Regions from separate parts of the Homo sapiens genome. Here all the other regions are linked to region 1. A link is a contact called in ENCODE Hi-C or POLR2A ChIA-PET data. All regions are on one chromosome and are shown on one strand. Each heading gives the region's core, a stretch centred on a gene start or an enhancer-like site at or near the end of the contact. The rest is flanking DNA. Distances are from core to core; before and after follow the strand shown. Region 1 holds the start of DDB2 (damage specific DNA binding protein 2). Region 2 holds the start of AGBL2 (AGBL carboxypeptidase 2). Region 3 holds the start of MTCH2 (mitochondrial carrier 2). Region 4 overlaps CELF1 (CUGBP Elav-like family member 1).

What was found. Hi-C counts contacts between places; a loop is a spot of excess contacts on that map. ChIA-PET counts read pairs that join two places held with the same protein, here RNA polymerase II (POLR2A). Pooled maps may share reads with other maps.
Region 2: a pooled map shows a loop between it and region 1 (5-fold over the local background). The contact joins the promoter of AGBL2 here to the promoter of DDB2 in region 1. A Hi-C loop is called at or near these places in 1 of 37 single-sample maps with no recorded cell type and 7 of 50 pooled maps. POLR2A ChIA-PET finds 5 or more read pairs at or near these places in 5 of 52 experiments (AG04450, GM12878, WTC11 and 2 more).
Region 3: a loop to region 1 is called in a map of CD8-positive, alpha-beta T cell, with 9 times the contacts of the local background. The contact joins the promoter of MTCH2 here to the promoter of DDB2 in region 1. A Hi-C loop is called at or near these places in 2 of 168 maps with a recorded cell type or tissue (CD8-positive, alpha-beta T cell and naive thymus-derived CD4-positive, alpha-beta T cell), 6 of 37 single-sample maps with no recorded cell type and 14 of 50 pooled maps. POLR2A ChIA-PET finds 5 or more read pairs at or near these places in 3 of 52 experiments (RWPE1, WTC11 and activated naive CD8-positive, alpha-beta T cell).
Region 4: a pooled map shows a loop between it and region 1 (5-fold over the local background). The contact joins the enhancer-like site here to the promoter of DDB2 in region 1. A Hi-C loop is called at or near these places in 5 of 37 single-sample maps with no recorded cell type and 7 of 50 pooled maps. POLR2A ChIA-PET finds 5 or more read pairs at or near these places in 6 of 52 experiments (GM12878, OCI-LY7, WTC11 and 3 more).

The regions. Positions count from the first base shown.
Region 1 is chr11:47,213,510-47,216,631 of GRCh38, forward strand. DDB2 (damage specific DNA binding protein 2) reads left to right here and starts at 1,465. Exons shown (of 10, transcript NM_000107.3): 1 at 1,465-1,754; 2 at 2,827-2,963. The coding sequence starts at 1,628. RefSeq lists enhancers at 69-905, 906-1,741, 948-1,187, 1,029-2,228, 1,518-1,797 and a silencer at 1,258-1,467.
Region 2 is chr11:47,713,883-47,717,004 of GRCh38, forward strand. AGBL2 (AGBL carboxypeptidase 2) reads right to left here and starts at 1,487. Exons shown (of 19, transcript NM_024783.4): 1 at 1,293-1,487; 2 at 736-868; 3 at 402-465. The coding sequence starts at 768. FNBP4 (formin binding protein 4) reads right to left here. Exons shown (of 17, transcript NM_015308.5): 17 at 2,612-3,122. RefSeq lists an enhancer at 1,165-1,224.
Region 3 is chr11:47,640,945-47,644,066 of GRCh38, forward strand. MTCH2 (mitochondrial carrier 2) reads right to left here and starts at 1,615. Exons shown (of 13, transcript NM_014342.4): 1 at 1,435-1,615. The coding sequence starts at 1,521. RefSeq lists a silencer at 1,536-1,805.
Region 4 is chr11:47,511,754-47,514,875 of GRCh38, forward strand. All of the region lies in intron 1 of CELF1 (CUGBP Elav-like family member 1), which reads right to left. Among named protein-coding and RNA genes, the nearest start is that of CELF1, 40 kb to the right of the region's middle. RefSeq lists a silencer at 1,807-1,946. Within about 2 kb of position 1,643, at least 12 of the 41 ENCODE cell types and tissues checked have a DNase peak (open chromatin) inside an H3K27ac peak, as active enhancers do; they include GM12878, where a contact is called at or near this core.

The DNA.
Region 1 (3,122 bases), core at 215-2,714:
CAAAAAAAAAAAAAAAAAAAAAGCAGTGAGGAGGCTGGGCACAGTGGCTCACACCTGTAATCTCAGCACTTTGGCAGACCGAGGTGGATGGATGCCAGGAGTTCTAGACCAGCCTAGGCAACTTAGGGAGACTCTGTCTCTACAAAAAATGCAAAAATTAGCTGAGTGTTGCGGCGCGCACCTGTAGTCCCAGCTACTCGGGAGGCTGAGGTGGGAGGATCGATGTCCAGGAAGTCCAGCCTGCATTGAGCCCACATCCTGCCACTGCACTCCAGCCTGGGTGACAGAGAGAGGCCCTGTCTCAAAAAAAAAAAAAAAAAAAAGAAAGAGAGAAAGAAAGAAAGAAAAAATAAAAACAGCCAACGACCAAACAAATAAAAGAGCAGTGAGAACCAGACACGGTGGCTCATGCCTGTAATCCCAGCACTTTGGGAGGCAGAGGCAGGAGGATCACTTGAGCCCAGGAGGTCCAGACCAACGTGGGAAACATAGCAAGACCTTGTCTCTACAAAAATAAAAATAAAAAAATTAGGCTTGGGGATACAGGTCTGCAAGCCTACTTGGGAGGCTGAGGTGGGAGGATCAGTGAAACTTGAGGTCAAGGCTGCAGTGAGCTGTGATTACATCACTGCACTCCAGCCTGGGTAACGGAAGAGAGACACTGCCTCTAGGAAAAAAAAAAAAAAAAAAAAAAAAAGGCAAGGAGTTCCAATCATTCTCCCTTCACAGAGAAGCAGCTTGGATTCGATGGGACTGTAGTTTCTGGAATCCGACTGCAAAGCTGACCGCTGGTAGAGCCCAGCTTCTAACTTAGGAAAGGCACTAGCTCTCTACAAAGCCGCCACTCCCCAACTACACCCTGTAGGGACCAGCCAATCCCAAAGCCCGAGCGGGCGTCATCACCAATTGCAAGGCGGGAGACAGAGCCTTGGCTGGCACCGGGCCTCCTCCCCGGACCCGCAGAGGCCTGGCAGCGCCGCGTTTGAGGAGGGTTCGTGTCAGGAAGTCAAGGCTGGATGATCGCTTAAGCCCAGGAGTTAAAGACCGGCCCGGACAACAAAGCGAGACCCCGTCTCTCCAGAAAAAGAAAAAAAGAGAGAGAGAGAGAGAAATTAGCCGGGCGTGGTGGCGTACGCTTGTAGTCCCATCTACTTAGGAGGCTGAGGTGGGAGGATCGCTTGAGCCCAGGAGGTGGAGGCTGCACTGAGCTATGATCGCCCCACTGCCCTCCAGAGTGAGCGACAGAGCCAGACCCTGTTGCTAAAAAAAAAAAAAAAATCCATAAAGCCGGGGACCATCTTTGCTCCAGGGAGGTCAGCTGACCCGGGCTGGCACTGGCCCTGGCGCAGTTCCCGCCCCTCCCGGGAGCGCTGGCACCGCCCCTTGGCACCACCCCCTCCCCGCGCCCCCGCCTTCCAGGAAGGGGCGGGGTCTCCGAGACGGGTGGGGCCGGAGCTCCAAGCTGGTTTGAACAAGCCCTGGGCATGTTTGGCGGGAAGTTGGCTTAGCTCGGCTACCTGTGGCCCCGCAGTTTTGTAGTCCCCGCCTTGTTTCTCCCCAGAGGCCTCTCAATCCTCCCTCCATGATCTTCGCATAGAGCACAGTACCCCTTCACACGGAGGACGCGATGGCTCCCAAGAAACGCCCAGAAACCCAGAAGACCTCCGAGATTGTATTACGCCCCAGGAACAAGAGGAGCAGGAGTCCCCTGGAGCTGGAGCCCGAGGCCAAGAAGCTCTGTGCGAAGGGCTCCGGTACTGCCTGTGCCTGCTGCTTGAATATTTCCGCCTTTTAGGGTGCTCGCGCAGGAGGCTGCAGCGGGGGATGGGTGCTCCGAGGCTCCCGAGGCCCGCGCAGGTCACGGGTGCCTCCGGCTGTGCATTCTACCTGCAGGTCCTTTGACACCAGAGTGTTTAGGTTTCAACACCTCTCCCGCTAGGTAACAGGAAGCAGATGAGCTCCGTAACAACAGACACACGGACTTGTCAGATTCCTTGTTCGTATCAGGGTTCTTGCACAGTTAGGACGGCTTCAGAGAATCCTACCTTTCCTGGCGCTGTGTGTGCTGGATTTCATAGTCACGCTTGTTAGCTGCACGTCCTCGGTGGTCAGTTGTGAGAGCCCCCAATTCCTTCCTCCTTAGAAAGCTCATTCTCTGAGGTTTACTGGGGCTTGAACCTGGGGCTATAAGGAGTTTCGAGACACTCAAAAACGAGCTGGGGCTTGTTAATCAAGTGGTTTTTGTCCATGAGAAGAAAGAATTGGTTGTCAAGACGTCGGACCTATAGTGATTGGGTCCTCAAATACAGTTTGGTGATCAGGAGTTGTTGCTTTATTGCTATTCTAATTTCACTTACCTCCCCAGAAGTAACCTAGTTAAGAGCATTTCCAGGCCTTCCTATTCCTTCTTTTCCTAAACGGTGACTTCTGCCATGCTGCCCTAAAATCTTTTTATTGTGCATTATATGTGATTTATAAAATTGTGACCCAGTCCCATCTCGAGTTTTGCAGCCCAAACTGGGAAGAGTTCTGCATTGTACTTTATCCTTGTGTGTTTCTTTGGCTGGGGTCTCAGGAACCCTGCACGACTGTATTTACTTTCACTTCAGACTTACTGTTTGTGGGAGTGTTTTGGGGAAGGGGCCAAATCCTCACTCATTTTTTTATTTCTGGTGCTCGTTGAGACCACACAGACATGGAAAGGCCGCAGGAGGTGATGAGACAGAGATTAACCGTGCCGAATGAAACAAGGCTTCCTTTCGGGGAATTCAGCAGAAAAACCTTTCGTGAGATTGGAGAGGAAAATATGTCTGTTCTGCTTGGCAGGTCCTAGCAGAAGATGTGACTCAGACTGCCTCTGGGTGGGGCTGGCTGGCCCACAGATCCTGCCACCATGCCGCAGCATCGTCAGGACCCTCCACCAGCATAAGCTGGGCAGAGCTTCCTGGCCATCTGTCCAGCAGGTAAGGCATTTTTTGCCTCAAGTCCTCAAGGGTTTACACGTGCATTTTTACTATTGCATGCTCCCAAATTAGATGATGGCTTGGTTCACCAGCTTGTCAGAGTGGTCCGATCACCCAGACTGTGGTGACTGGCCTACTGGGCACTCAGCCAGGTAAAAA
Region 2 (3,122 bases), core at 237-2,736, 500 kb after region 1:
CCGGCCGCCAATTGTAAAATTTATATAGTAAGGCAAAGACTCAAGAACAGCCGTGACACTTCTGAAGAACAAGGTGGGAAGACATGTCTTTCCAGATAAAGACTATTTTAATGCCATATAGTAATTAAGAGACAGTGATACTGGTAAAGGATAGCCAAACAGACCAATGGAATAGAGAGCCCAGAAACAGACCTTTGTATTAAGTGATGCTGTCTACTTGACAGAGGTGACCCGCAGATCAATGGGGAAAGGAAGTACTTTTCACTAATGGTAGAGGAAAAAGTATTTATTTGTCAATGCAAATTATTTATTAGTCTACCCAAGTGCAACCCTCCCAGCTAACGAAGCAATTTTCCTCTTGAGTCCAGGAAAGGTGATACTAGATAAGAACATGGTATTACCTTTAAAGTAGCCATAATATTGGAGGTGACGGTACATAAAGTCTTCATAAGGATCAGGAATAGTCTGTGAAAGGAAAGGCCACTTCAATCAAGATAATGTTTTCAAACCATAATAGACTCAACAAAAAGTACATGAGCGTTGTTGCATAGGACTAGACTAAACCAAGCGAGCTGCATTCCATGCGAATTATTCTATCGTGGGGATCAAGATCTCCAGCTGAGAAAAGATGCCACCAGAACATCCCTTCTCATCTAGTAGCAGATTTCTGTGGAGTTCCCGAAGAAATGGAGTTCCCCGAAGAAATTTCTGTGGCTTTCCGTGTTGTGTACCGACCTGCTTTAGGTGCGTTTCCAAAGCTGGGAACATGTTACTTCTGGATGGTAGGCTGAAAACTAGTCAGTGACATTAGCATCCAGTCGCAAACCCTGCCCAATTTCCAAATAGGCAGCTGATTACACAAGAGAAGCTACAAAGCCACAAGAGGACAAGTGAAAAAACTGCCAATACCTCCCCGGGCGCCCCCCAGCTCCCTCTTGACTTCAGAAAACCCTGCCAACCCAGCTTCTCCTCAGCTAAACAAGGTGGTCACGCCGAGGCCAGAGGTGCATCTGAGACAGGGAGGGCAGCGTATCTTCCCGCTTCTTCTTCCCAAGGTGCTGGCCCCATGCTTCCCTTTCCCTGAGAAAGGAGATGCTCGCCACAGGAAAGTGAAAGAAATGGGTATGGGAGCACGCGACGAAGTCGTCTCGGTAGGTGCCGATGGAAAAAGGTCAGGGGGTTGGGAAAGTGGGCCCTAAAGATTGAATTTAGGGTTCAGAGGAACCTGGTCTGGGGCAGGTGGTGAGGGGGTTTCCTAAGGGTAGGAGCGGGGAAGGAGAGCAGAAACTTCCCAGGAGGGCAGAGCGATGGATGCGACCGCCTTCGCGCCCCGGCCCGTCCCAAGCAGCACGGATGGCTGCGGCAGAGAAGCTCCAGCGAGGCAGGCGGCCACCGCACTTAAGTACAGAGGCCAAGCAGTGTGCGGGCAAGGGGACAAACTCGCTGCACCCGCCCGCCACCGCCTTCTGTGAGGGCCCGGGTAGTCTAGCAACCGAAAGCAGGAAGCGGAGAAAGGGCGGGGCGGTCGGGCGCTTCCGGGGAGCTAGGCCTCGCCCCCAAGGAGGGAGCGGGGACCCCGGGAAGGTCTGCAACATGTATGGCGGGCAGCGGCTTTCTTCCCCTCATACATCACAGCCCCAGCCTCGGAATCGAAACCGCATTGATGAGTACGATGCCAGTAGCCTTCAACATACTTCCAAGCTGGTTTGCTGTTGGCTTTAGATAACTGTTATGCATAATTTGCTCTAAGAGAGCTGCTGCTTCTCTCCTTTCACCTTAACATTCTCTCCACTGCACAGCTAGAAAGGAAAAATTACCTTCTACACTGCAAATCTTAAGAAACAGAGCTAACAAATTCAAATCACACATTTTGATTAGGTTTAAAAAAATCAATTATATGCATAGAAATTTACTCCAGGCCAGGCGCGGTGGCTCTCGCCTGTAATCCCAGAACTTTGGGAGGTCGAGAGTTGGAGACTAGCCTGACCAACATGGAAAAACCCCATCTCTACTAAAAATACAAAATTAGCTGGGTGTGGTGGCGCATGCCTGTAATCCCAGCTACTCGGGAGGCTGAGGCAGGAGAATCACTTGAACCTGGGAGGCGGAGGTTGCGGTGAGCCGAGATCGTGCCATTGCACTCCAGCCTGAGCAACAAGAGCGAAATTCTGTCTCCAGAAAAAAAAAAAACAAAAAACCAACAACAAAAAAATAAATATACTACAATAAAATTCAAACACGTGTCTTTGGTTAACTATATATGAATATAACCGTATCTGTTACTTTTATCAGTGGGGGGAAAAAAGCTATAAAGCACCTTTTTTTCTGAAATGTTAACCATATTACATCATTGCCAGGAATTAAGTAGGTAAAATATTATCTAATATGGCTATTAACCAATCTAGATATTATAGATAATATTAGACCCCAAAACTTTGATCACACAGCACCATCTGGGACTAGAAGCCTGTTTGTCTAAACTGGCCCCACCACTCCCCATTAAAGATCTCCTGCTCATTTTCTTGAAAGCTGTTGTTAAATGTTTGCACCTTGCATTGTATATGCTTAGAAAAAAAAACAAGTCCTGGTTACATAATCAGAATAACAGGAGTTGACGAGCAAAAGGATAACCCATCAGGATTATAAAAAAAGCTTTATTAGTGCATATATACAAATTTACAAGGTCAGAAACTGGAGAAATACAAAGAGCTTTAAAACACAATTTGCCGTTTCCTCAGTTTAAAGTGACTTTTACCTGATTGTGATACAACAGAAAGTACAGAACAGTAAACTGCTTTTTAAATACTGGAATTTTATGGAGAATACATTCACATAAAGAAAGGAGGTGAATTTTGTTTTGGAACAGGGTTAAGACAATGGAGACATTAATACATAGAGTGTCTTGTTGTATTTACTGCCACATACTTGAGGGGAAATTCTCAAAATCAAGGATATGAACACCTGCTGCTGCCTGTATGCCACCTAGTGTGCGAAACGACCGAGCTACCAGTTCTAGAACTTATGAGAACTACTCTAAAGAGTGTGGCCATCTATCAGCACGAGGTAAACCACTTAGACCTCAGCACTTCAGGGGTGGCCGACTAGAGAAAAGAGGCCAGAAA
Region 3 (3,122 bases), core at 365-2,864, 430 kb after region 1:
GGAGTACAATGGCGCGATCTCGGCTCACTGCAACCTTCACCTCCCGGGTTCAAGCGATTCTCCTGCCTCAGCCTCCCGACTAGCTGGGATTACGTGCACGCACCACCACACCTGGCTATATTTTGTATTTTTAGTAGAGACGGGGTTTCACCATGTTGGTCAGACTGGTCTCAAACATCGACCTCGTGATCCGCTCACCTCGGCCTCCCAAAGTGCTGGGAAGGCGTGAGCGAACGCGCCCGGCCCCAAGGGTTCTTACTATATACTGCAACATGCTGTCACCTCCGATGCTATCTAGCCCCAAATGTGCCAATTCTGTTTTGGATGTTACAGTACATTCTAATCAGTCTTTGTTCTAAGTACAAAGAATTTATTTGCAATAGCCTTTAACATATGGAATCTGAATTCACACAGGTCTACTCAGCAAGAAATAATTTGGATTCCCAACAACTCAAGAATAAGAAATGGGGCCCTCTCTAGTGTCTTGCCTATTTTTTACAGAAAAGTAGACGGCGAGACAGGGGTTCTAAAAACTGTTCCATTCCTAGGCACAGTGCATGAGGTAATTATGTCAACTCTCAGTAAAAGCATAAAAAAAAGAATGACCTGCCCATTACAGGGATATAGCAAAGGAACTGGAAACACTAAGTCTATCACTTACTTGGCCTACCTGCATGTGAATATAAAATACCATGTAATAATTATTTGACAGTAGATTAGAAACTAACTCCCATGTTTAAACTCGCTAAAACTCAGCTTCACTAATTTCCAGCTCTGACAAATGTGATTTTCATTGTCAGGAGCCACATGGGCCGCTGCTGGAAAGCGCTCAATGCATCCTTCCGAAATCTGACAGAGCAACCCCTTCATTAACACTTCTGAATGAGCTCCTTGTGTTTCTCTCAGTATCTGGTGCGAAAACCTCGGAACAGAAAAGCAGTAGTAACAGTAGCATAAAAAGAAAAAAAAAAGGAATAAAAAATAAAATGTTGGTTCCCACCTAACTTCACATTTGTCTTCAACTGAGTATTTCGTGTTTTGCGTCTGAGATTTTGGGGGGAGTAGTGGTGAATGTGAATTTCGGAGGGGCGAGAGGGAGGGTTCGGAAGCCTTTGGTGGCGACCGGCCAGGATCCACCTCAGTGACGAAGAACCAAAGTTCAGAGGATCCGCCGGGCAGGGCAGGGCCGGGTGGCGGTTGGCTAAGGGAGGAGAGGGCCTCAACGCTGGGCGGCGAGGCGAGGGCTCGGCGAGGCCCCCAAGCGGGGCCGCGGGACTGAGGAAGCTGTCCCTGCGGGGAGGTAAAGGGCAGCGGAGGAGCAGCAGCATCTCGGGAGAATGAAAGGCCCGCAAGGCTGAGCCGATCCTCAGGCGCCCTGAGCAGCAGCGACCGAACGGGGCGCCGGGCGGGGTAGGGAGCGGCGACGCCTCATACCTGGATGAGCACTTTCACGTACATGAGCGGCTGGGACAGGATGGTGAGACCGGAGCCCAGGAGCACCTGACTGGCCGCGTCCGCCATGATGGCACCCGCGGGCGGACGGACAGACAGACGGAGCCACCAAGCGACCCGGTGAGCCGGTCCTAGGTCACGTGCCAGGGCCGCCGGTTTCACTGGCCCGCCCGCGGCGCGCGCGCACGCACGCAGCAGCACGCGCCTCTCCGCCCAGTCCCCGCCCCCCCGTCCCGCCCCGAGAAACGGCAGGCGCTCGCGAGGGGGCGCTGAGGTCGGGGCGGGGCTTAAGGGACAGAGGCGCATGCGTTCTGCCGGGGGCTCGCCCTTCACCAGGAATGACGGTTTCTCTTGCACATGCGCTTCCAGGCCGCAAGTGTCCGGAAACAGAAGAATGGGAGTGTCAGTGGGGGAGTGTGACCGTGACGGCAGAGGCAAGGTCAGAGGACTGAAAAGAAATTGAAAAGGATTCTTCATTATGCTTCATCTCTGCACTTGCCTTTTGGGCATCATCAACATAGGATTCAAAAGATACTCAGCATCAGAGCCGTAACAGTCTCGTGACTGACAAACTCTAAATAAGTATAGCAAATAATGAATCCGCTAGCGAGTGGCTTTTCATTCATTTATTCGTTTGATTAATGTTATCTTTTCAAAAAAACCTTCTCTGACCATTCTAAAATTACCTCCCCCTTTTCTTTTTCTTTCTTTTTTTTTTTTTTTTTGAGACGGAGTCTCGCTCTGTCACCCAGGCTGGAGTGCAGTGGCCCGATCTCAGCTCACTGCAACCTTCGCCTCCCAGGTTCAAGCAATGCTCCTGCCTCAGCCTCCCTAGTAGCTGGGATTACACGCACACGCCACCACGCCCGGCTAATTTTTGTCTATTTAGTAGAGACGGGGTTTCACGATGTTGGCCGGGCTGGTCTCAAACTCCTGACCTCGTGATTCACCCGCCTTGGCCTCCCAAAGTGCTGGGATTACAGGAGTGAGGAGCCATCGCGCCTGGCCACCTCCCTCTTATTTTCTCCCACATTGTGCCCCGTCGTAGCATTATCACTGAAATTATGTCTCCTCCACTGGAATGAAAGCTCCATGAGTTCAGGAACCGTGACAGCCTCTGTTCACGGTTGTGTTTTCAGTGCCCAGCACATACGAGGTGCTCAATAAATATTTATTGCACAAGTGAACAAATACTTCAGTGCCTACCAGTCTACAGGCTATCAGAGGCAAAAGTGAAAAAGGCATTGTCCCTGCTCCTTCAGCCCCAGCTCACGTGTTCTATCAAACAACATTTGGTGAATCTGAGCTTGGAGCAGAGTGAAGTACTGTAGGGGAAAGACTTGGATTTGGATCCTGGCTTTTCCACTGCATCCATTTGTCATTTTAGCTACTTTAATTTCCAGTTTTTGTATCTAAATCTAACACTACTGTGTATCTCTCAGGGTTATTATGAGCATTAAGTGAAATTATGCATAGGAAAGGGTTTTTTTTAAAAAACTTTATATTGAAATACAGATATTGGCTGGGCACGGTGGCTCACACCTGTAATCCCAACACTTTAGAAGGCTGAGGTGGGTGGATCACCTGAGGTCGGGAGTTCAAGACCAGCCTGACCGACATGGTGAAACCCCATCTGTACTAAAAGTACAAAAATTAGTTGGGTGTGATGG
Region 4 (3,122 bases), core at 393-2,892, 300 kb after region 1:
GCTAAGAAGGCTGCTTCAGGTTAAAAATTGTCTCCAAGGAAGCTCATGCACATAACCCACAGAAAGTCTGTTTAAATGCTAAGGGCCATAAAGTTGAGTCTGACTTTTTTTTTGAGACAGAGTCTCTCTCTCTTTTCCAGGCTGAAGTGAAGTGGCATGATCTCGACTCACTGCAACCTCTGCCTCCCGGGTTCAAGTGCTTCTTGTGCCTCAGCCTCCCAAGCAGCTAGGACTACAGGCACAAGCCATCATGCCCAGCTAATGTTTTGTATTTTCAGCAGAAACAGGGTTTCCCCATGTTGCCAAAGCTGGTCTTGAACTCCTGAGTTTAGGCAATCCACCCTCCTTGGCCTCCCAGAGTAAGCTAGGATTACAGGAGTGAGCCACTGTGCCCGGTTTTTTGTTTTGTTTTGTTTTGAGATGGAGTCCCGCTCTGTTTCCCAGGCTGGAGTGCGGTGGCATGATCTCTGCTTACTGCAACCTCCGCCTCCCAGGTTCAAACGATTCTCCTGCCTCAACCTCCTGAGTAGCTGGGACTACAGGCACTGGCCACCAAGCCTGGCTAATTTTTTTGTATTTTTAGTAGAGACAGGTTTTCACTGTATTAGCCAGGATAGTCCTGATCTCCTGACCTCATGATCCACCTGCCTTGGCCTCCCAAAGTGCTGGAATTACAGGCATGAGCCACCGTGCCCAGAATTTTTTTTTTTTTTTTTTTTTTAGAGATGAGGGATCACTCTGCCCAGCTAATTTTTTTTGTATTTTTAGTAGAGACAGAGTCTGGCCATGTTAGCCAGGGTGGTCTCGAACTCCTGACCTCAAATGATCTGCCTGCCTCAGCCTCCCGAAATGTTGGGATTACAGATGTGAGCCTCCGCACCCTGCCCAAACTTTTAACTGGAAAAGAGAAAAAAGACAAATAATAGAAATAACTTGGGAAAAGTATATTCTCTTTAAAGTATTACTTTTTGGTCAGCTTGCAATGCCCTTTACTTCTTTCTTCCTGTTACATGCCTAGCTCAATAAGTAAGTTAGGCCCCCTGCTTTGGAAAACTCCATGTTCACCTACTCTCATGCTCCAGAGAGCCAAGTAAACAGATAAAAGGATCAAGCGGGAAGCAGACCTCTCAGGAGCTGGAGGCCTGTAAGCCCAACAATGCTTTAGGCTAAACAGACTAAACTTTATGCTAAACCGTGTGAAAATGGACAAGTGAGATTTCCTGAAAACAAAATCCACAGCTTTCATCAGATTCTATAAGGGGTTCACAACCATTCTTAGAATGGTCCCCTCTTGGACTTCCAATCCCTAGAGGATGGGACTAGATTAATCTAGACTAACACTAGGTCATCTAAAACTATAATTGTATTTTCTCTAAACAAGTTTTTAAACAGCTATCTAGTTTAGTCCACATCACATACAATTCACCTCATTTAAAATGTTGTTAGTGATTTTAATCTCATTTCAAAATGTTGTTAGTGAACTATGTTTCAACTTTCTCATTTATATTCATATCCACAGAACACCTGAATAAAAGTAACACATATCAGACCTTCAATTGTTGAACTTAATTCCCCAGTTTATCTGGTGTAATTTGTAAAGTTTCTATGAACTTTCCTGAATTGAGACATACTTGCACTTCCTAGTTTTTTGGGGGTTTTCCCCCCTGAAATTGCAGGTACTGTAAAAGCAACATGTGGGCAGCACCCCCTCTTTTTTTTTTTTTGAGACAGAGTCTCGCTCTGTCACCCAGGCTGGAGTGCAGTGGCGTGATCTCAGCTCACTGCAAGCTCCGCCTCTCGGGTGCATGCCATTCTCCTGCCTCAGCCTTCCGAGTAGCTGGGACTACAGGCACCCGCCACCACGCCTAATTTTTTGTATTTTTAGTAGAGATGGGGTTTCACCATGTTAGCCAGGATGGTCTCGATCTCCTGACCTCGTGATCCGCCCACCTCGGCCTCCCAAAGTGCTAGGATTACAGGCGTGAGCCACTGCGCCCGGCCACCCTCTTTTTTTTTTTTTAAACAAAATATTTCATAAGTATTCCTTCCTGTTTTAATTTTTCCATTTCCCCAACTTTAATTAATTATACTTACAACCATATTTTGGTTTATCTTCTACCAGGATTTCTTCCATGCATACAATAAAATGTACAAACACTCAAATACACAAAATTTTCCTTTTTTTTTTCCCCCCAGATGGAGTCTTGTTCTGTTGTCCAGGCTGGAGTGCAGTGGCATGATCTCAGCTCACTGCAGCCTCTGCCTCCCGGGTTCAAGCAATTCTCCTGCCTCAGCCTCCCAAGTAGCTGGGACTACAGGCGTGCACCACCACACCCAGCTAATTTTTGTATTTTTTAGTACAGACAGGGTTTCGACATGTTGGCCAGGCTGGAACTCCTGACCTCAAGTGATGGGCTCACCTTGGCCTCCCAAAGTACTGGGATTACAGGCATGAGCCACCATGTCTGGCCTCAAATACACAGAATTTTCAAATTCAATATTATACTAAGTATAATACTGCACAACCTACTTTTTTGCACCTAACAATGATAAACATTTTCTCGTAAGCAGCCATTATTAAAGGATCAGAGCCACAAATGGCCTAAAGCTTGACTCTGCCAATAGCATCCTTGCATATTCACAACCAATAAATAGAACTACCTCCCTAATCTAGCTCACCTCCCATTTAGTTATATGATCTTTCCATGAGTATATAAGCACCTAAACCAGAGGTCGTCTCACCTGAGAGACACCCTATTTTAGAGGCACTCAGATGAGGCAAACAGAGCATGCAAAAAACATTTTTAAAAATCTCTTTTTGGCCAGGCATGATGGCTCATGCCTGTAATCCCAGCACTTTGGGAGGCCAAGGCAGGAACATCTCTAGCACCCAGGAGTTTGAGACCAGCCTCGGCAACATAGCAAGACCCTATCTCTACAAAAAAAAAAAAAAAAAAAATCAGACAGGCATGGCAGTGCACGCCTGTAGCCCTAATTTGGATGCTGAGGTAGGAAGATTGCTTGAGTCCAGAAATTTGAGGCTGCAGTGAGCCATGATCGTGCCACTGCACTCCAGTCTGGCTGACAGAGCAAGACCTTGTTTCAAAAAATAAAATAATTTA